Regions from separate parts of the Mus musculus genome. Here region 1 is linked to region 2. The links are chromatin loops, found by intact Hi-C in ENCODE. Cell type or tissue: gastrocnemius. All regions are shown on one strand. Each heading gives the region's core, and the rest is flanking DNA. Links, peaks and the distances in the headings are about the cores only.

Region 1 (9,813 bases), core at 2,026-7,025, 58 kb before region 2:
GTCTTAAGGAAGGAGCTAGAGAATGATGAAGGGGGCCTGACCGGGAAGATGGGACAGAGCCTGGCCAGGTAAGGCTCCGGTCTGTGAAAAGAGGGAGAAAAAGAATGAAACCCGAAGTCCTGGCTCACTGACTGTTCAATGGCAGCATCTCACAGAGACCCCATGCCTCTGACAGCTCACAGGATATCAGGAATGATGAACTCTCTGAGGCAATGGTGGAGAAAAGCCATGTTTCTAAGTCAGGCTGGGACTGGCTTTCATAACACTAGGAAATGTACCTGAAGAGAACACAGGTTCTGTGTCACTGGGTGCGTGAAGAGCCAGGTTGACTTTAGGGCAGCCCTGACCATCAGGACACCAGAGAAGAAGGCAATTTTAGATTAGATTGGGTAAGTTTGTTGCAAGTGCCGAGACATAGCCGTCTAGCCTGAGGCAATGTGGCCACCACCCTGACTTTTTGAAGCCAAAAAGATAACCAGGTACATAGTTTCTTGAAAAAAGAATAATCCAATCTCTCCTCTCTCACTGGGGTTATCTATACTTGGGACATCTCAGAGGATAAAAAGGTGCCAACATGGTTCATAACATGAGTGATCTTGCCAAAAAGCCAGATGACCGAGCTCAATCCTCAGGAACCACACGGTGGAAGGCAAAAATGAACTCCATAAATTGTCTTTTGACCTCCATACCTTTATATCTTCACTGTGGCTCCTGCATACCTACACCCCTCTCCTCCACAAAGATAAATGTACAGCACGAAGCTAAGTCGGGCCTTGGGTAGAGACTAAGGAGGAACCCACAAAGCCTGAAAAGGCTAACATCACACCATAGGTCAATGAGCTGAGTCCTGTCCAAAGCCAGGAGTCTTCCAACCTGACAGCCTACAAGATGCCAGGCACTGCACTAAACATGGTCAAGGGTATCAACAATAGAAAATGGTTCCTCCCCTGGAGGAAGTCATACTCTTGGGAGTCACTGCACAACTCCTTACTGTATAGTAGGACACCAATCTCTAGGACAATTCCTAGTATCTATAAGTACTTTCTTCTTTTTTTTTTAATTTACATTTTATTTACATTTATTTTTTATTTACATTTATTATTTTGTGTGGGGGCACACCTTCACTATAGCACAAGTGTGAGAACAACTGAAGAGAGTCTGTTCTCTCTCCACCACGTGGGGCCTGAAGACTGAACTCAGGTCATCAGGTTTGATACTAAGCATCTTCGTCTGCTGACATCATCGCACCTGCCCACCAAAAGGCACTTTTCATTGGTGGAATAAATCAGTTACTGTGATAGAGAAAGAATACCACATGACTAGACCCTTGGCTTTCTGCAGCTCTAGGAGCGAAGCCTGCTTGCACATCAATCTCCTGGACCACCCCTCAATTCTCCCAGTCTCTCAATTTCCTTTCCAATTCCTGGAAGAAAGGGAAGTCACTAATTGGGGAACATCCTCAAACCCCAAACGGGATGAATCTGTTCTTTCTCTTTTTGTCTAAAACCAAGTGTTTCGCCTACTACTTAGATGTAAGAGCAAAGTGTTTCTTGGCCTGACCTTCCCTTAAGCTCCTTAGGGCCTCTTTCTCTCCACACTCACTACAGCCATTTCCTCTCTTCCCTTTTGGCTTTTTTAACTCTGCTTCCATTCTCAGTAAGACTTGGTAACAGCATCTACTAAGGTCCAGATGGCCCCCCTGGCATTTAATAGATGTCTGGCCAGCATGTGTACTTTCAGCAGAATTTAGCCTCAGGAGCCCCTTGTCCAGTGTGCATTCATAGCTTCCATGATCTACATTCCTGGATTTCTTTCCATGAATCTGGCTACCCGTTTGTTTGGGGTTTTGTTTTGTTTGCCTGCTTGTTAAGACTTCCTTGCTGGCTCATCTTCCTCCCAGCCATTAGAGGCTGGGTTTCCCACAGCGTTGACTTATACCCTTTTCTCTTCCTTGGCCTGTGTTCGGTAGAAGTATTCATTCATGCCCCCAGACCCAGTTACCATCTATACAACGATGATTTCCAAACTTGAAGTTCCCTCATCGGAACTCCAGACATGAACTTTCAACTCCCTACCCAACAACTCCATCTAGCTGTCCCAGAAGCCTCTCAAACTAATACATTCGTTCATGTTTCTCATTCCTACCATCCTATCTCATTCTCTTTCAGGATCCGAGACCACGGGATACAGTGCACCTGTTCTGTCCTCTGTTGTATGATCCTAGAGATACATGTGCGGCCCTTGCTGTCCACTCCCAGACAACGATCACATTCTGAGAAAATATTCTGGACTTATCCACTCTGTACCTAACAACTAACACTCATAGTCTGCACCAAAGTCAATGATCTTATGGTCAAAATCCGTAGCATTGTCTAAACTGCCCTGTTATCCCAACCATGGCCCTCACCCTCTGGCCCCAACTCTTGTCATTGACCTGCCCAGCCTAAGCTGCTTTCTTTGATTCCTGGAAGGCATAAGCATGGTCTGAGCCTCATTTTCCCAACTCTCCCTTTACATTCTAGTTCAAGCTGAATACTCCTAAGAGCATCTTCCCTTGGCCCCTTCTCGCTTAGCCACCCTGACAGCCTAGATTCTGTTCTTCGGATCTTTCAGCGCACCATGCATCTTCCTTCATGATGCTGACTATCTTTACAATGTCATTCTTATTTGACTTCCTGCAAAGACATCACTTCTCTGTGGACGTGAACCCAGTCTATTCTGTTTTCTTATGACATCTTTAGTACCTCTCGCGGTGCCTTGTAAATATTAGGTGCTCAAATCCTATTTGTTAAATGAATAAATGATTGGATGCATTTTTAAAACGACCATTATGAGTGCTGTGTAACTAAGAGGGAATAAACAAGAGCAGTCAGGGGGGCTGTCTTCACTAAGTGTGACAGCAATTGAGCTCCAGTGACATTAGCAGACCTGAGAAATATTGAAGTCGTGGGCATGACAGAGCTTGGTGAGATCTGATGTCGAGAGGTGAGGGTGAATGTTGCTCAGACCCCACCTCACTGTGACCATAACCTGAACTGAATGGACAGATGTCATTGAGAGAGGCTGAAGGAACAACAGACATGTAAGTGAGGTATGAGGGGAACAAGAGATGTTAATTAATTCACCTTGAAATCTGTAGGTTTGGAATTCCTGTTGAACTGTTCAAAAGGATGTCAGAGGACAGTTGAGTATATATGAGTTTGCATTTCAGCAGTGGTCTGGGCCAGACAAATAAATTTGGGACTCAGCAGCTTATATATGAAATTTAAAGAGTTAGACATGCAAGAAATGGTCAAGGGAAAAGGTCAGAGTGAAAGAACGCAGCTCAGGCCAGAATAGCATCACATATGCAGAGACGAGACAAGAGAACACTTCAAAGCAATAGACAGTGCCTAGGAGGAAAACCAGGAAAAAAAATGCTTCAAGGAGACTGACACATACTCAGTGGTAATGGGCTCACAGCCGCCAAGTGTCCATTGGAGTTACAAGGAGGGCTCCAGTGACCTTGCTCAGAAGCTTCGGTGGATGTCAGAGACAGAATGGAGTGGATTTTTAAAATGAATGGGAAATTAGGGGCTCAGAATGCAACCTACAAACAGGACTCGGAAGAGGCTGGAAATAACATCTGAATTGGAGAGGGAAAACTGCTCCTAAGGAGCACTCTAGTCGCTGCTAGGCCTCTCTGTCAGGCTGAGATGGGAACCCCGCCGGTCCCAGGGCACACCCCTCGGTCGCTGAGGACAACAGAATGCAGCTTGACAGATCCCAAGCCTGGGGCTCTAGTCTGGAATCGCACGGCCTGGCTCCTACCCGGATCCAAGTCCCCTTCCCAGCATTAGACGTCCCCTCCCCCACTCTTCTATCGCCCCTCGCTCTCCCCCCCCCCCCCCCGCTCACCCCCTCCTCCCCGCCCCCGCCGGGCATCCTAGAGGATCAAGAAGCAAAGCTTTGGGGAGCGGTCGGTGTTAGGACCAAAGTGATCCTGCGGAGGGTGATTTTGCAGGCCCGCGGTAGGAAGGCGGCGAAGGGAGTTGGGTGGGGGGTAATCAGGCCTGGCTTGGAGACCTGGACTTCTGAGAAGAAGAGGCTGCAAGGGTTAAGGGCTGCTGAGGCTGGGGATCCTGCTCCCGGGGCTGGGCTGGAGACGGAGCAGCACCTACCTGCGCGGCGAGGCCCCAGGCCCAGGTGGCGAAGGTAGCTCAAGCTGCAAGGCTCCCGCAACACCGCAGCTTCTCCATCACAACATCCCCCGCCCAGGAGCGCGCAGGCCGCGAGGCCGCGCCCCGAGCGGCGGAGCCGCGCACGGGAGGGGGAGGGGCGCCATCTTGGCCGGGGCGGGGCGCGCGAGCGAGTGCGAGCCGCACTGGCTGCAGCTGCCCCAGCCGCACCCTGCAGACCCTTGACCCTCGCAAGCCCTGCGTCCCAGGCCTCCTGTCTATCCCCGCACGGCTGCACCCAACTCCCAGGACCCTGCCCAGCTCTCCCCTTCCATGCCACCGTGGACTCACCTCCGCGTCGGTCCTGCACCGACGCCGGGAGACGCGCCTAGAGCACGGAGTCTGATCCGCTAGGGAGGGGGGAAGGAGGAGGGTGGAGAGAGACACGGGTGCTGGGACCGTGGCTGCGCCTCAAGAGGCTGGCAGCCGGCTGCTCTCTGGCTCTTGTGGTAGCACTCCCTGACGTCCTGTGGATAATAATAGCGCGTATTTATTGACCGCTTACTCTGTACCAGGCTCTATGTTCAACCATTTGCTTGCATTCATCCTCAAACCAGCGCTGTGCAATTCCCACAATTGTTGTTCTCGGGATTTGAGAGGCAGGTGCTGACATTCTGAAGGGTAACACGACTTGCCCTCAGTAACAGAGTAAGTGGTTAAACTAAACCAGAACTGAGATATTTCTTACACTCTACCCGTGCCTCTGAATATAAAGCTATGACACAGCGTCCCCCACCCCGCCTCCCCCCCCCCCACTGCACTCCAGGGTAGAAATTAACTCTAGGAAAGGACCAAATGGAGAACTGAGTGGAAATTAAACAGAAATGCTGTACTTGGCTATTTTCCTGTTCACTGCAGGCCCTGGATAGACAATGAGGCAAATCTTAATGGTCAGATCCCTGACATCAAGGGCAAAGAGGGGCAGAAACCCCAAAAGCATTGTCCCCTGAGCTGTGGGCTCGGTGGGCTCTGAACATACTGAAAAACTGATTGGAGATGCATCTAAGTCTAACAGTGCCCAAATCTAAATTTGTTATTTCATCTTATGTTCATCTTCTAAAGAATTTCCCTGACGTGGAAAAGTACACACACACACACACACACACACACACATACTCTTAATGCAGGGTCACTTTATCAATCTCTGGCTTGTTCAAAGCAAGTACTCCAAAGTACTTTGAATATACTTTCATTTATCCCTGGGTAAATATGAATGTTTTAAATTTTTGTTATAGACATTTGCACTTATGTGCAAAAGTGGAGCAGTGTAACAAAACTCCCTATGTCCATCACTCATCTTGTACAGTTACTGACTTGTGGCTAAGAATCCATTGTAATCTGACAAGCACCTAGGAAATACAAACCATGTTGGATCCCAAGCCGGACATAAAGATCCCCAAAAGAATCTGGTTCAGCTGCATCCCACCTGGAAGACACGCACCTGACCTGGATCCTTGAGAAATGAGCACGTGTTACCTAGAAGGACATTCATTCATTCACTCACTCACTCTCAGCAAATAGGTGTATGGTATGACACACTGTCCTTGGTGCTAACACCCAGAAAGCAAAAGAGAGTTCCTGCTTTCATTCAGCTTACAGATTAAAAGAGGGAAGAGACACCACATAGGTAATTAAAATTATGGTGTCTTAAGGAAAAGACACGGGACACTGTGTGTGTCAGGTTATTCTGGCCCAGGAGATTTGGAAGGCTCCCACAGGAAGTAAAGTTTAAGTGTGAGGACAGGATGACATAGAGGTCACACAGAAGAGTAGAAAATTACTCAAAGTAGCAGGAGTACAGGAGGAGTGTGAAGATTGCTGTAGTTTAAAGATGGCCACCCAAACTCACGGTGAGTCGAGAGGGCCATAACCAAGGCCAGCCTGAACCCCAGAAGTCTGCCTCAACCCCTCCCACCCACCCTGGCCCCCCGGAAGTCGTGAAGGTTCAGCTTTTATGGGTGAATTTGTTCGTTCGTGGTTTAATGTATTATAGGGTTGTGTGGAGAACAGGTCTAGTATAAAAGCTAGTTTGTCTGTGTCTTTTTTTTAGCACGTCCCTCTTCTTACCATAGAGATGACCCTGTGCTATCTTAGACCCCCACAGAATCCTAACATCAAGTTGAACCTCACAAAGTGTTCACCTTGATCTTGGACATCCCAGATTCTAGAAATATCAGTAAATACCCTGTCTGTGGTACTTAGTTGTAACCTCAGAAAACAGACTAAGGCAAGTGTGGTGGTACATAAAAATGACAGAGAAGATAGAATAGTGTCAAATCAAGTTGAGCCTTCTATAGTCAGTTCTGAACGTTAAGTAGAAAATCATCAGAGGGCTGGAGAGATGGCTGAGTGGTTAAGAGCACCAACTGCTCTTCCAGAGGTCCTGAGTTTAATTCCCAGCAACCACATGGTGGCTCATAACCATGTGTAATAGGATCTGATGCCCTCTTCTATCTAGTGTGTCTGGAGAGAGCAATGGTGTACGCATATACATAAAATAAATAAATAAATCTTATATATATATAAAAGAAAGTCATCAGAGTGTGGATGTTGAGAAGGGTGGAGATCAATTAGGAGGTAATTAAGGTAGCTAAGGTGGGATGTGATGACTAAGACCTATACCAGCAGGATTAAGAATGGAGAACATTGCATAGACTCAATAAATTCAAGAGACAGAATAAACAGAAATTTAGTGATCAGTTAATTAACTGGGCATTGGCTTGAGGACATGGCAGAAAATAACTTCTAGATTTTTTGCTTTGACCAGTGAGAAAAGTCAGAGATACCACTCACCTAAAATGGCCCACCAAAATTTTTCAAATCTCATTGAACAAGGGGCTGAGGTATTCAGGAAATATTTATAGATAATCACAAACTTGGACAATCTGGCAAGAATGATGAGCATACATTAGTTATTTTTCTTTCTTTCTCTTTCTCTTTCACTTTCTTTTCTTTTTTTGTTTGTTTATTTTCAAGACAGAAATTCTTTGTTTAGCCCTGTATGTCCTATAAGTTGCTCTGTAGACCAGGCTGGCCTCAAACTCACAAAGACTCACTGCCTCTGCCTTGAGAGTGCTGGGATTCAAGGCATACATCACCACCACCACAACCCACATTAGTTACTTTTCTGTTGCTCTGATAAAACACGACGACTAAGGCAATTTATAGAAGGAAGAGTTTATTTGGGGCTTACAGTTCCAGGGGGATGGAAGCTCATCACTACCACGGCAGCAGGCAGGAAGGTATGGCACAATCACAAGGCAGAGAATTAACAGAAATGTATCAAGTCTTAAAACCTCAAAGTGTGCCGAGCAGTGGTGGCACATGTCTTTAATTCCAGCACTTGGGAAGCAGAAGCAGGCGGATTTCTGAGTTCGAGGCCAGCCTGGTCTACAGAGTGAGTTCCAGGACAGCCAGGGCTATGCAGAGAAACCCTGTCTCAAAAAACCAAAACAAAACAAAAAGACCTCAAGTGTGTCCCACTGATTCACTTCCTATAATAAAGCCACACCTCCTTATCCTTCCCATGCAGTTCCACCAACTGGGGACCAAGTGTTCAATTTTATGAGCCTTATGGGGTGGCAGAGAGGCATTCTCATTTAAACTTCCATAGTCTAATTAGCTAGAGTATAAGACAAGAAAAAGATGCATACTTCATACAGGTAGTGTTCTGGTGTGTTAGATTTATACAGTCTTCCTGAATTCCTTACCTACTCCTAGGCTTACAAAACCTTCTGACCTACACAGAATCAGTATGCATCCACACTCTCCCTTTCTCTGCTCTTCTCTCTCATCCTATTAGGGGTTTTGTTTGTTTGCTTTGTTTTGTTGTTGTTGTTTTCCAAGAAAGGATTTCTCTGTGTAGCTGCCATGTAGACTAGGCCAGCCTCAGCCTCACAAAGATCTACCTGCAGCTGCTTCCCAAATTCTGGGGTTAAAGGCATGCATCACCATTGCTCAGTGAAATGTTGATTTTATATTATACTTTTTCTTTAAAAATATACTTTTTTTTAAATTTGAGGTAATAAACTCTCGTACTACTGGGTGGTAGCATTTATTTAAAAAATCTATAGAATAAAATATTCTTGTGGAGGTGGAATTCAGAAACCAGATTCCAGACCTGGCAAGAACTTCCTTAAAACACTTCAATAGAACTATCCTAGCCAGGTGGTGGTGGTGCACACCTTTAATGCAGCATTCAGGAGGCAGTGCCAGGAGGATCTCTATGAGTTGTAGGCTAGCCTGGTCTACAGAGTGAGTTCCAGGACAGCCAGGACTACGCAGAGAAACCCTGTCTCGAAAAGCCAAAACCAACCAAACAAAAAGAAATCCTAACCCACAACAGCACTAAGGTAAAAAGACAAAGGCCTGAGACCTGAACTTGAGAAATGCCAGGGCTTGGAGAGCCAGCAAGGGAAAGAACAGGACAGGAAAGGAAAAGAAGCCAAGAAGAAACTTGAGAGTAAGAGAGGAATTGAGAGAAAGTAACATCATGGATAAGATCCAAGGGAAGGAATTCAAGGACTATTAAATGGTCGACAGCATCAACCACTGCAAAGATTTCCAATAAGGTCAAAGCAAAAACAGCATTCTTTGAATTCAGCATGATGAAGGTCGTGAACCCCCATAGTCTGATCCACATCAGCAGAAAACTGAGGTTCCCAGAGTGATGAACTGAGCAAACAGAAAGTAGGTAGGTAAGTAAATGAAGGCCCTCCATGTGAGATGCTTGGAAGAAACAGGAGGTAACAAATGGAAAACGATTGGAGAATGGAGTTTGGTTTGGGAGACTGGAGAGATGGCTCAGCTATTAAGAGTACTGGCTGCTTATTTAGTGAACCCCCAGCACCCACAGAGTGTCTCCCAATCGTCTGTAACTCCAGTTTCAGGGGATCTGATGCCCTCTTCTGGTCTCTGGTGCACAGACACATGCATCCAAAACACCCTTATGTGCAAAAAATAAATCTTTTTTTAAAAATTTAAAGATTCTAGCCTTGTGGCATGGAGATTCCTCAAGAAACTAAAAACAGCCGGGCAGTGGTGGCGCACGCCTTTAATCCCAGCATTTGGGAGGCAGAGGCAGGCAGATTTCTGAGTTCGAGGCCAGCCTGGTCTACAAAGTGAGTTCCAGGACAGACAGGGCTACACAGAGAAACCCTGTTCTGGAAAAACCACAAAAAAAAAAAGAAAAGAAAGAAAGAAAGGAAGAAAGAAAGAAAGAAAGAAAGAAAGAAAGAAAGAAAGAAAGAAAGAAAGAAAGAAAGAAAGAAAGAAAGAAAGAAAGAAAAAACATAGCTTTTGGGAGACAGAGGCAAGAGGATCTCAATTTGGAAGCCAGTCTGAGAGAGAATGTCTAGAGAGATGGCTTAGTAGTTAAGAACGCTTTCTGCTTCTGCAAAAGACAACGGTTTGGTTCCCAGAACTCATGTTGAGATGCTCACAGCTCTTGTAATTCTAGCTCCAGGGGATCCTACTCACCTGGCCTCTATGCATAGTCATGTGCATGAGCCATACATCTACACAGACACATATGCACACATATGTGCTTTTTTTTTTTTTTTTGGGGTGACAGGATTTTTCTCTGTAGTGCTGGCTG
Region 2 (9,813 bases), core at 3,063-8,062:
ACCTCTCAGACCACGCCCGCCAGCCCCTCCGCCCTTGCGGCTCTTGGCTCTCCCTCTGCGGTGCGGTTTGGAGCTGGCAAGCGGATCCCGGATCCTAGATCCTAGATCCGGGATCCTCGCCTGCTGCCTCTGGCTCACGAGGCCTAAGGGCGAGGGTGAGTAGCTGAGGTCTGATAGTGGCACTTGATGCCTTCAAGTAAAAGCAGCTAGAACCAGCTTTAGTACTCCGAGAGTCCGTTCCTGCTGCTTCTGGTCGCTCCTTCCTGGGCTTTCCCGGAGGCTCCTGTGAAATCTGCTAGTTTGGTTTCCACTGAGCAAGAGGGAGGGGGACCACCTGTACCTCAACCCAGAACTCTAGGAGAAGGGGTTTGCAGGCCAAGTGGGAGACTTCTTTTCGGTTTTAGGTTCCTCAGGTGCCGCCTGAGGAAATTTGGTTTAGACCATCCAGCGCGACTCCTTCCTTACACCAAAGACCCAGAGCAATTCTCAGAATCATTGCATTATGGAAAAACAGCCTAGGTACAATACAATAAAAACTGTACATTAACAGGGACTGAGTGTTTATTACGTGCCAGACAGAGCTAATCACTTTACATACATTATCTCATTTAATACGCATAACCGTAATCGGTAGCTGCTTTTATTAGCAGCTTTACAACGGAAGGAGCGGAGCGAGCTTATGTTCCCCAGGCATTAATCCTAATCAGCTAGAAAATGGTGGAGCCATGTTTGGGCTCTGCTTTCAGGTTCTGTCTCCAACCATTTGAAGATTCAATGCCCTTACAACAAAAATCCTCAGTGGCCCATAAAGTAGGGGGCTAATAAGAGAACCAGCACCTCTAATAATCAAGGCAGACAGCTGACTACATAAAGGCTAATTAAAGCCCCAGAAGCCTGGCTGGGGATTGCAGTTATCACTGACAAAGAGTCAAGTCAGAGTGGTGTGCACCCTGTGCTGTGGGAACCTGCTGACTGGGTTGGTCCCCTTTCTCCACCCTCTAGAGGGGACAGAATGCTGAAGAAGTCTGCAGTTGTCTTTGGACCTGTAGTTGACCGCACTCAAGCCCTGTCTAAAGTGCTGCTGGGAGTTTTCTTGTGATTTCTTATACAATTAAGGTTTGACTTCAACAAGAGCAGTGCAGGTTGCAGCAGGTGCGGTGAGAATGCCTTTATCTCTGCGGTAGCTACTCACTGGATGTGAAGGAGCTCAGGCAGGGTTCATGCTTAGAGTGACAAGCAAGGGTCACTAGGCTACCCAATAGTCCAGGAAGTATGTTCTCTACACTTCGCTTCTCCCGTGCTGCCAGACCTCTAAGAGGTTTCTTAGTTCCATTTCTCCAAAGATCAAGTCTGCCTCTTGTCTCTCACCCACTTAATTTTTCATTCTGGACTGAATTCTTATTCAGACTTTATGAGCATTGGCCTTTCTTCCTCAGCTGTTCGCTACTTACTTTTCAGATCTCAGCTTTTAAACTGGCATCGCCATCCCTACCTCAGTCTAAGCTAGATGCCCCTTATCTGGTGCTCCCACTGCATCTTGTATCCTAGCATTTCTCATTGTATTGTAGTTGCCTGGTTACTTGTCTCTATCCCCCACTAGGCCTTAAGCACTGTGAGCAGGGACTGCGTTTTATTCACTGATGTTTCCCCAGGGCCTAACGCAGTGCCTGGCAAATAAAAGCACTCAGTAAACATCGGCTGTATGATTGAATGCATGATGGTTAGCCGGCCCAACCCCCTCTGGACCCTATGCTCTTCAGACACATAGATTGCCTTGGTGCTAACGGGAAGAGAAAAATAAAGCGTTGGCTCTGAAAGTGAGGGGCATCAGGCCTTCGGCAGCTTCTCAAACTTAGCTGCAGCTCTTCTGAATTCATAGGAACTGAATGCAAGATTACTGGGCATTTCTTACCAATCCACCCTCCTCTAGTCCCCCACAAATTGACCTCACTGGGCCTGCTTTTATGAAAGGTTTATTCCTAGTGCTAGAACCCAGTCTTCTGGGGTTCTAAGCACAGTTCAACTGGGTGGGTGGATGAGGGGAGGGCCCATTCAGATGCAGGGCCACAAATGCAGCTCCCCATTATCCCCACCCCTTTGGTCCCAGTCCCCTTCTCTGCAATGGACACACATTGAGGAGGGAACAAAGGGTACTGGAGGCAACACTATTGGCCCAGAGGAGCCCAAGAAGAGCTGCCATTGGCTGACAGAACCTTTTGAGGTCCTGTCTTTGGTCAGGGGCACATCCCAAGAGCTGGGGATAGGCCTGAGGAGTGATGCCATTGGCCAGGGAGTGTTTTGTCATAGCCTTTGGCTGTGGAGTGAAAGGAAAAGATCTGGGAATGAAGCCCAGTGGCCAGGAAGATAAAGGGCAGGACAGCAGCTTCTGGGCCTACGGGCCTACGGGCCTCTTCAGACCACAGCAGTGGGCAAAACTGGTGTCAGACCCCAGTCAGAAAAAACGAGCCCAAGCCAGCAAGTAAGTGGCAAAGGACATCCCATGTCCAATCTCCTCCACCCTGGGGCTGCCCCGCCCAGTGTCCTTCTTGATAGCCAAGTTGGGCTGGGAGCTGCTCACTGCTCCTCTAACCAGGAAGGCTTCTCGGCTCCTGGAGGCCGCAGCTTGATGTTGAACTGCTGAAGAGTCTGCTCCAGCTGTTTCTGGTTCCCAGCGAAGTAGGCAGACACGGCATTGTGGAAGAGCAGCAGCTGCTTGTGCATCACCTTGATCTGGGGGCCCAGCAGGGTCAGCTAAGGCTAGACTCAGGCACCCTCAGGGAGGGGCTACAAGCCTAAGCCCAGACACAGTCCAGAGCAAATAGACTCTGCTGACAGTGTTTTGGGGTAGGGAGTTTTCAAGAAGTCAAAAGAGAAGGGGCAATATGAAGAAAGAAACCTGACTTAATCTGCTGGGTTTAGGGTTCTGGAACCCCAGCCAAGGGGCAATGTTTTTTTCAGTTATGCTACTGGGACTAGAAGCCAGTGATGAGGAGGGTGAACTGAAAGTGCTCAGGTTTCAAGGGGCTAGGGGAACAACCCACTCCCTAGCCAGGGGCAGCTCCGCACCCAACAATCAGAAGGGTCTGAAGGGATAGGTACTGTGTCTTAGGACTTAGGTGACTTAGGACCAAGGGAGTAGGGCAGCACCTTGTTTTCTTCCAGGAACTTCAGCTTGATGGCCACATCTCCCCGCAGCTTCTCATATTTGTCCCGATGGGTCTGGAAAGTGGCCTGGGCACTCTCAAGTCGACCACGAGTCCCTGCATCCCGGGGCCCTAGGCTCAGCTCTTCTAAGTCTGTCCGGTAGGCATCATATTCCAGCCTGGGAAGGGGGTGATAAAGGCTGGTCTCCACCTCTTCATCCACACTCATATTTCCTTTCCTTTCTGAATCTGTATGCCCCTAATGTTTGCATTTTCACCCATGCCAGCCAACTTCCCAAACCGTGGGCCCACACCTGGCAGCCTCATACTGTTTGACAGTCATGAGTGTGTCTTCCATGGTCTTGGTGACCAGTGTGTTGATGCTAGAGACAAAGAAGTTCACAGCCCCTAGCAGCGTCTCCCCATTCTTGCACAGCAGCTTTTGTGTCTCTGCATTATAGCCAAATTCCTCCTAAGGGCAGAAGGGAGGCACAGGCATTGAGTAACACTCCTTACCTGACTGCAGCTGTAGAGCCCTTCATATCCCTCCATCCCAAAGAAGAAACAGCCATCAAAACTACAACAACCAGACTGCCTCTAGCAAGGCTCTCTTAGCCACAAAGTTAGTAGGGTCCCTTGGCGATGCCTGAGGTAAGAGTGTGGGGAGTACGAGTTCTTAGGTGAGTTTACAAGACAGAACACGGAGAGCTAGTGCAGCAGGCAGGGAGGGAATCTGATTAGGCCAAGCACCAAAGGCATTCTTGATGATGTGGAGACAGGTTACTTATGAGGTACTGGTGAGCCCTCTCCCACAACCCTTCCAACTTCTGGGCCTCTGTACAAACCCTTAGGCTGCCTCCATAGGTGAGTGATGCTGGGGGCAGGACTGGGCGCACCCCAGAGGGGTTCTCCCTGGGGGCTGCAGGAGGGAGGGAGGGAGGGAGGCTGAGGAAAGCCTGCCTGGAAGGACCAGGGCCCAGTACCCCCACCCTCTTTGTTTTGGCTGAGGCACCTGAAGCTCTGGGGACTTCTGGCTGAGGTCAGCAAAGGCATCACCTAGTGCATGCTGGGTCTGCAACAGGCTGTAGAGGTGGGCTGTCAGTGCCCGGCCCAGCTGCAGGACACTTTCATACTTGCGCTTCGTCTCACGCAGCAACTCAATCTGCAGCTCTAGCTCCAGATCCACAGTCCGGGAGCCTCGGCCAAATCTCTCTGATAACAGCTGCTTTGTGCACTGATTGGAAGGGGGGGGGGGTGAGGTCAGAAATCTAAACTCCACCCCAACAATGAACTACTCCAGCACCCCCGTTCTCTTAGTCATAGCAAAGACTACACAGTAAGACCTGGGGAAAGGGAAAAGGTCCCCACGGAGAATTTCTGAGGAGAAGCACTTGAATCTTACCTTATATGTGTTGATGCCCCATTTCTTGACGATGTCAAACTTTTCTCCAGCGATGCCCCGGGCCACCTCGTCACCAGGGCCAGAGGGTGACGTGCTGTGAGATGGATGTCGGCCAGACCCTAAAGGACCAAGTTCTCTGACACCAGTTTCTCTTAGATAAAACCATACACTTCTGTGGCTCACTCCTCCCCCCCACCCCCCCAAACACACGAAATGACCTCTCTGAAGAAGGACTATCTAGACAGACAACTGCATTCTTCTGGTCACTAGGGGGAACAAGGACTCATGTCCTGACAACCAAATCAATTCAATGTATGTATCTGGCATTCTTGGAGTAGGGTAGGAGTGTTGTTGGTGTACGAGATAAGCGGGAATAGAAGCAAACATGACATGTGCGATTGGCAGGATCAAAGATGGTGAACACAGAAAAACAGAGAAGTTGGCTTATATTTCTAGGTAGAATTCTAGCCAGTAAAAGAGTCTAAAATGAAACTCTGAGAAGCCTCACAAAGCTCCAAACTGGCCTTAAGCTCCTGAGTGCTCATAACCTTAAGGTCTTAACTTGGCTCAGATGGTGGCGGCAAGGAGGAGAAGACGAGTGAGATTATCTTCGAGACTGACTGGCCAGTGGGAGGCAGATGGGCAACTCTGGGAGCTGGCCTGGGACTGGACTGTCTATGAACTTCACACCAGCAGTTCGCAAGCTCTCCAGTCCAGGAGTCAAGCTTTCCTGTATGTGTCTATGTGCCTGCAAACTGTCTCAACACCCCACCCCTCAAGCCTATCTCTATCATTCATACCTGTGGGGATGAGTCCGTCACCAGAGCCCCCATAGCCACCAGACACAATGCTAGTTTCATTGAGGTTGGGTCCTGACACCATCACCTGCTGGAGGTCCTATAGGTCAGAGAAGAGGGGGGCACCTCAGGAACACAGGGATGGATGAAACATTTTGGGGACGGAGACAGTGCATAGTAAAGTCTGTACAGAACCATAAAGAAGATTTGAAAAGTATGAAGGAGTTTAGTTAACTGAAGGCTACCGGGACAGGGGAAATTAAAGGTTTATAAGTCAGGAATGTATAACAAAACAATGAGAAGAATCAAACAGAAGCACCTGCTCCAGCCCATCGTCTTCAGGAAGCTGCCCAGCTTCGCCATTTCCGTGGATGGGAATCTCCATTGTGGCTGCCTTCCCTAGAATCCCGTCCGTCATGGCTAGGGAAGGGACTGGAGTCAAGGTCTCCACCCCAGCACGCTGTAAAGCCCAACACAGACAATTCTGGAAACTGGCCAGCACTCCAGAACAAGGAGGCCTTCCCTGTGTTCTCAGAGGTTTCAGGGGTTGTCTTTGGGCTTGGGTGTCCTGGGATCAGCCACCACGGCTTTCCTTGAGTTTGTGTGTTTCTTCTCTTCTGAGGACATTATCTCTACAGATGCATGCATACCAAAGCCTCGGGTGTCTTCTCATAACCCCCCTACCTCGCCTTCAGTAACCATTCATGCATTCAGTCATTCAACAACTATCTAGTGAGTGTCTATTATGAGTGAGATACTGAGGCAATGGGATTATAGCAGTGAGGACCAGAGGGGAGGTCTATGCTCTCTGGGAACTTAACCCTGCAGAGGCAATGTTTACCAGAACCCTTTCCTAGGCTCAGACTCTCACTTGCCACTCAGGCATGCTCTACAATCCTGGTCTTTCACATTCTTTGGTGTTCCTTCCCCTCTTCCTTCAGCCGGTCTGGGCTCTTCCTTTCTCCATCTCATGCACCTGACTCCCTTAGGCCCTCCCCAGCAGGCCTTGGTTGAAGCAGTTAGTGAATGTTCCTGGTGTCAGGTGAAAGGCTCTCTTTCCCAGGACACGGGCAATCCCTTCCAAAGTCAGCTGAAGCCTCCCAGATGTGAGGGGCTCCCCCCACCCCCATACACCTGGGCATCAGGTGTGTCCTCATCCTTGCCAAGGGCTCAGGGCATTTTGCCCTCAGTACAGGTTCGTGCGTTCAACTTCCCTTCGTCCAAGTATGTCCTTCTCACCTGGGCCGGGCCGCTCTTCCCCTCAGGGCGCGAGGCCCGGACCGCGCGGGGACCTCGGGTTCCAGTTCTCGTCGCGATCCTAGCAGCAGGTCAGAGATTTGGCGGAAGTGACATGCTCTCTGGGCAGAAGAAGCCGGCCACGTCGCAGAGAAAAAGGGCGGAAGTGACGTTTGCAGTTGTGGGCAGGACGAGCCTGGAGCTACGCCTTCAAGCTCTTGGGGAGTAGTGAGAGTTTACTTCCGGGGCGACTCTGAGAGCTCTAACCTCCCCCCTCCGCCCCCCCAACCCCGCGCCACCCTGCCACCCCGCCACGGGCGGAAGTGACTAGGGCTGTGCGCCCTTGGCGTGATGGAGCAGCAGCAGCAGCAACTGAGAAACGTGAGTGAGAGCGCAGTTGCTCTCTGGGTTAGACGTGCAGTTTGTTTCCAGGGGTACACGCAAGAACCCGAGGGGGAGACGGGCTGTGCATCCCGGGGAGCCTTAGCGGTGGTGAAGTCGTGGTTCCCTTTTCTCTCAGTTGCGAGACTTCCTGTTGGTCTACAATCGGATGACAGAACTGTGTTTCCAGCGCTGTGTGCCCAGCCTGCACCACCGAGCTCTGGACGCTGAGGAGGTGGAGACAGTGTGGGGGTCCCAGAGTTGACAACGTGACGTGACACCCTCCCCCAGCCCCCCATCTTCTCCCTCTTTCTTGACCTCACTCCTAGGCTGGGGACCGGGAAGGAAGGAGGCGGGCTTGACTGGACCCCTTTTAGTTTCTACTTCCCTCCGTCTTCCTTCCAGGAGGCCTGCCTGCACAGCTGTGCTGGGAAACTCATCCATTCTAACCACCGCCTCATGGCCGCTTACGTGCACCTCATGCCCGCCCTGGTCCAGCGCCGCATCGCGGACTACGAGGCTGCCTCGGCCGCGCCAGGTATTCCTGCAGAACAGACCAGAGACTCGCCATCAGGCAGCTAGCCGTCCCTGGCCCCTGGAGAGAAGGTGCTTGGATGGGCTCCTCTATGGACCTTGGGCTTATCTAAATGTGTACAGAGAGATTGAGCTTGAAAGCTGGGTGCTGTTGCTCCTTTTCTTGGAGCCAATAAACCCGTTTTTACAGTCTGGTTATTTGTCTATGGGTACCAGCCTTTATTCTGTCATCTAGTGCATGTGTACTGCCTTTAGCCCTGGAGGTTGATGTAGTGCCTTCTTATGTGTAGAAGGACAAATTCAGCATTCCCAGCACCCCAGCAAAAGCAGGGATTATGGGTAGAGCTTTAAGGTTAGTAATAGCAATGGGAAATTGGTTCCAAAAGGAGAGCTCTCAGTGGCTGTCCTTGGGACTAACTCAAGGACCTGAATATACATTGACTCATAACTAGTTTTTATTTTCAGCTGTCAAAAAGAATTGCTGTGAACCTAGGGGAAGAAGGTAAAACCAAACAACAAAAGCAGGAAGAAAACTCTACCCCCTTAGGCTTTAGCCACTGCTTCCTAGGAGGTCAGTGACAACAGAACAAAGACAAGCCTCTAAGAATTCAGGAATGTTGACCATTTCCCCAATTTACTCTCTTAGTACTTCCTGCCTTTGTGAAATTAGCAATAAAGACTTTAAACAAAGAAGTGCTTTCTTGTCTTCAGAGTCAGTCAGGAAGGCAGCATTGGTCAAACCTCAGGAAGAGAACTCGAGGGAGAGGGAGATGGTGTTAGGGAGGGATGGTTAAATGCCATCTGTGCCCCTCCTCTTCGGGTTTGACTGCTTGTCTAATCTAGTTTCAGCTCTCTACCCTGTGCCTTACACTAGTCTCACTGTAACTGCTCTGATGCCAGCTTCTCTATTCTTGTTTCATTACTCCCCACCCCCTCTTGTGGGATTCACATGTGTATTCAGGAGGAGTCCTTTCCTGGCAGCTGCCGGTTCTGTGACTTCATTCCTAGTGTGGAGATGGGGAAGGAAGGAGGATGTGGCATGTACCACCTTGTGGGGCTTCAAGGATGACAGCCTGCAGGGCAAGCGACAGCATGGGGTCTGCATTTATTACTGTTTTACAGGAGATGGAGCACAAGTACTTGTGCTTGCCAGGCAAGAACTTTTTTTTTTTTTTTTTTTTTAATGTCAGGCTATAAACCATTCTTAGTGCTCAATGGCTTCTGGACACTGAGCATAGAAAGAGCCACTTGCTCTTTGCCCCAATGTCACAGGCAGGGCTGAGCAGCTAGGCCAGGTCTGTGGTGCTGATCTAGGACAGCATCTTCAGGGCAGCAGGCAGGAACTTGTAACAACTAAGCTCCCCACTTCCTCTTCACTGCTTCCCGTAATTCCATCCCATCCCTTCCCTTCCAGTATTGCATCAGGTGACCAGCTTTCTTTTTTCTTTTTTCTTTTTTTTAAACAGAGGAATTAAATTCCTCGTCAAAACCAACTATTCACAGAGCAGATTTGCAGAGCAGATTTGCTGTCCTACCCCCCACCTATAGGTCAGAAATAGGCATCTATTTATTTATTTATTTATTTATTTATTTATTTAGAGATGTGGTCTCATGTACCCAAGGCTGACCTGGAAATTGTAACTAAAGATGACCTTGAACTCCTGGTCCTTCTGCCTCTACCTCCCAAGTGTTGGCCAGCCAAAAAGTTGAAAATCTTAGTTGATTCCATATTGAGAGGCAGATCTTGCTCCAAGGCTTGTTATACATGCCTGTAATCCTTAACAGGGCAAGAATTGTAAGTTTGGAAGCAGTCTGCACTGTTAGATCAAGACTCTACCAATAAAGTGCAGCTGGAACATTAAGCCTGATATTCTTTGCACTACAGCAGGCTGTTTCTCTAAATCGTGTCTGTTGAGTTATTTTGTATAAATTTATCATACTTACTCCTTTTAATTGTGAAACTAGGAGGTATTATTTTTCACTAGACAGGTAAAGAAGCAAGAAAGCAGACCTTAGGAGAGCCCTGTCTTACACAGTTCTTGGAAAGCAGATTTTGGTGTGTCACTTTCCTTTCTTTTCCTTTCCTTTCCCTTTTCTCTTTTCTTTTCTTTTCTTTTCTTTTCTTTTCTTTTCTTTTTTTCATTTTCCTTTTAGGTGGTTTTGCCGTGGACCCATTGGCCTTCAGCTTGTGATCCTCCTGTCTCAGCCTCCTAGATCCTGGAATTACAGACACAGGCTACAACCTGTTGCTAGATAATTCTTTAGGCATATAAAACTTGCTGACCAGGAGCTTCCTTAAAGAATGACCTGACTACAAGAT

The links. Peaks named below come from ENCODE experiments on the same cell type or tissue, not always from the same donor. Only the 100,000 strongest peaks of a DNase experiment are listed, where the experiment ranks them.
Region 1: a loop joins it to region 2, with 2.2 times the contacts of the local background. A loop is called at or near these places in 5 of 42 quality-filtered maps.

What each region holds. Positions count from the first base shown.
Region 1 is chr7:105,576,975-105,586,787 of GRCm38, forward strand. It overlaps Apbb1 (amyloid beta (A4) precursor protein-binding, family B, member 1), which reads right to left and starts at 4,517. Exons shown (of 15, transcript NM_001253885.1): 1 at 4,161-4,517. In gastrocnemius, for the core only: a CTCF peak has its summit at 4,553; DNase peaks (open chromatin) are centred at 3,835, 4,303 and 4,560; H3K4me3 peaks cover 1,905 bases; H3K27ac peaks cover 1,580 bases.
Region 2 is chr7:105,633,664-105,643,476 of GRCm38, forward strand. Arfip2 (ADP-ribosylation factor interacting protein 2) reads right to left here and starts at 6,753. Exons shown (of 8, transcript NM_029802.4): 1 at 6,582-6,753; 2 at 5,662-5,802; 3 at 5,346-5,442; 4 at 4,546-4,664; 5 at 4,156-4,377; 6 at 3,458-3,615; 7 at 3,148-3,322; 8 at 538-2,730. The coding sequence starts at 5,760. The coding sequence ends at 2,575. It overlaps Timm10b (translocase of inner mitochondrial membrane 10B), which reads left to right and starts at 6,782. Exons shown (of 3, transcript NM_019502.3): 1 at 6,782-6,959; 2 at 7,099-7,194; 3 at 7,365-8,183. The coding sequence starts at 6,930. The coding sequence ends at 7,541. Gm22504 (a small nucleolar RNA gene) reads right to left here and starts at 8,813; the gene lies at 8,675-8,813. In gastrocnemius, for the core only: no CTCF peak of the experiment used is centred there; DNase peaks (open chromatin) are centred at 5,820, 6,746 and 7,416; H3K4me3 peaks cover 2,457 bases; H3K27ac peaks cover 2,437 bases.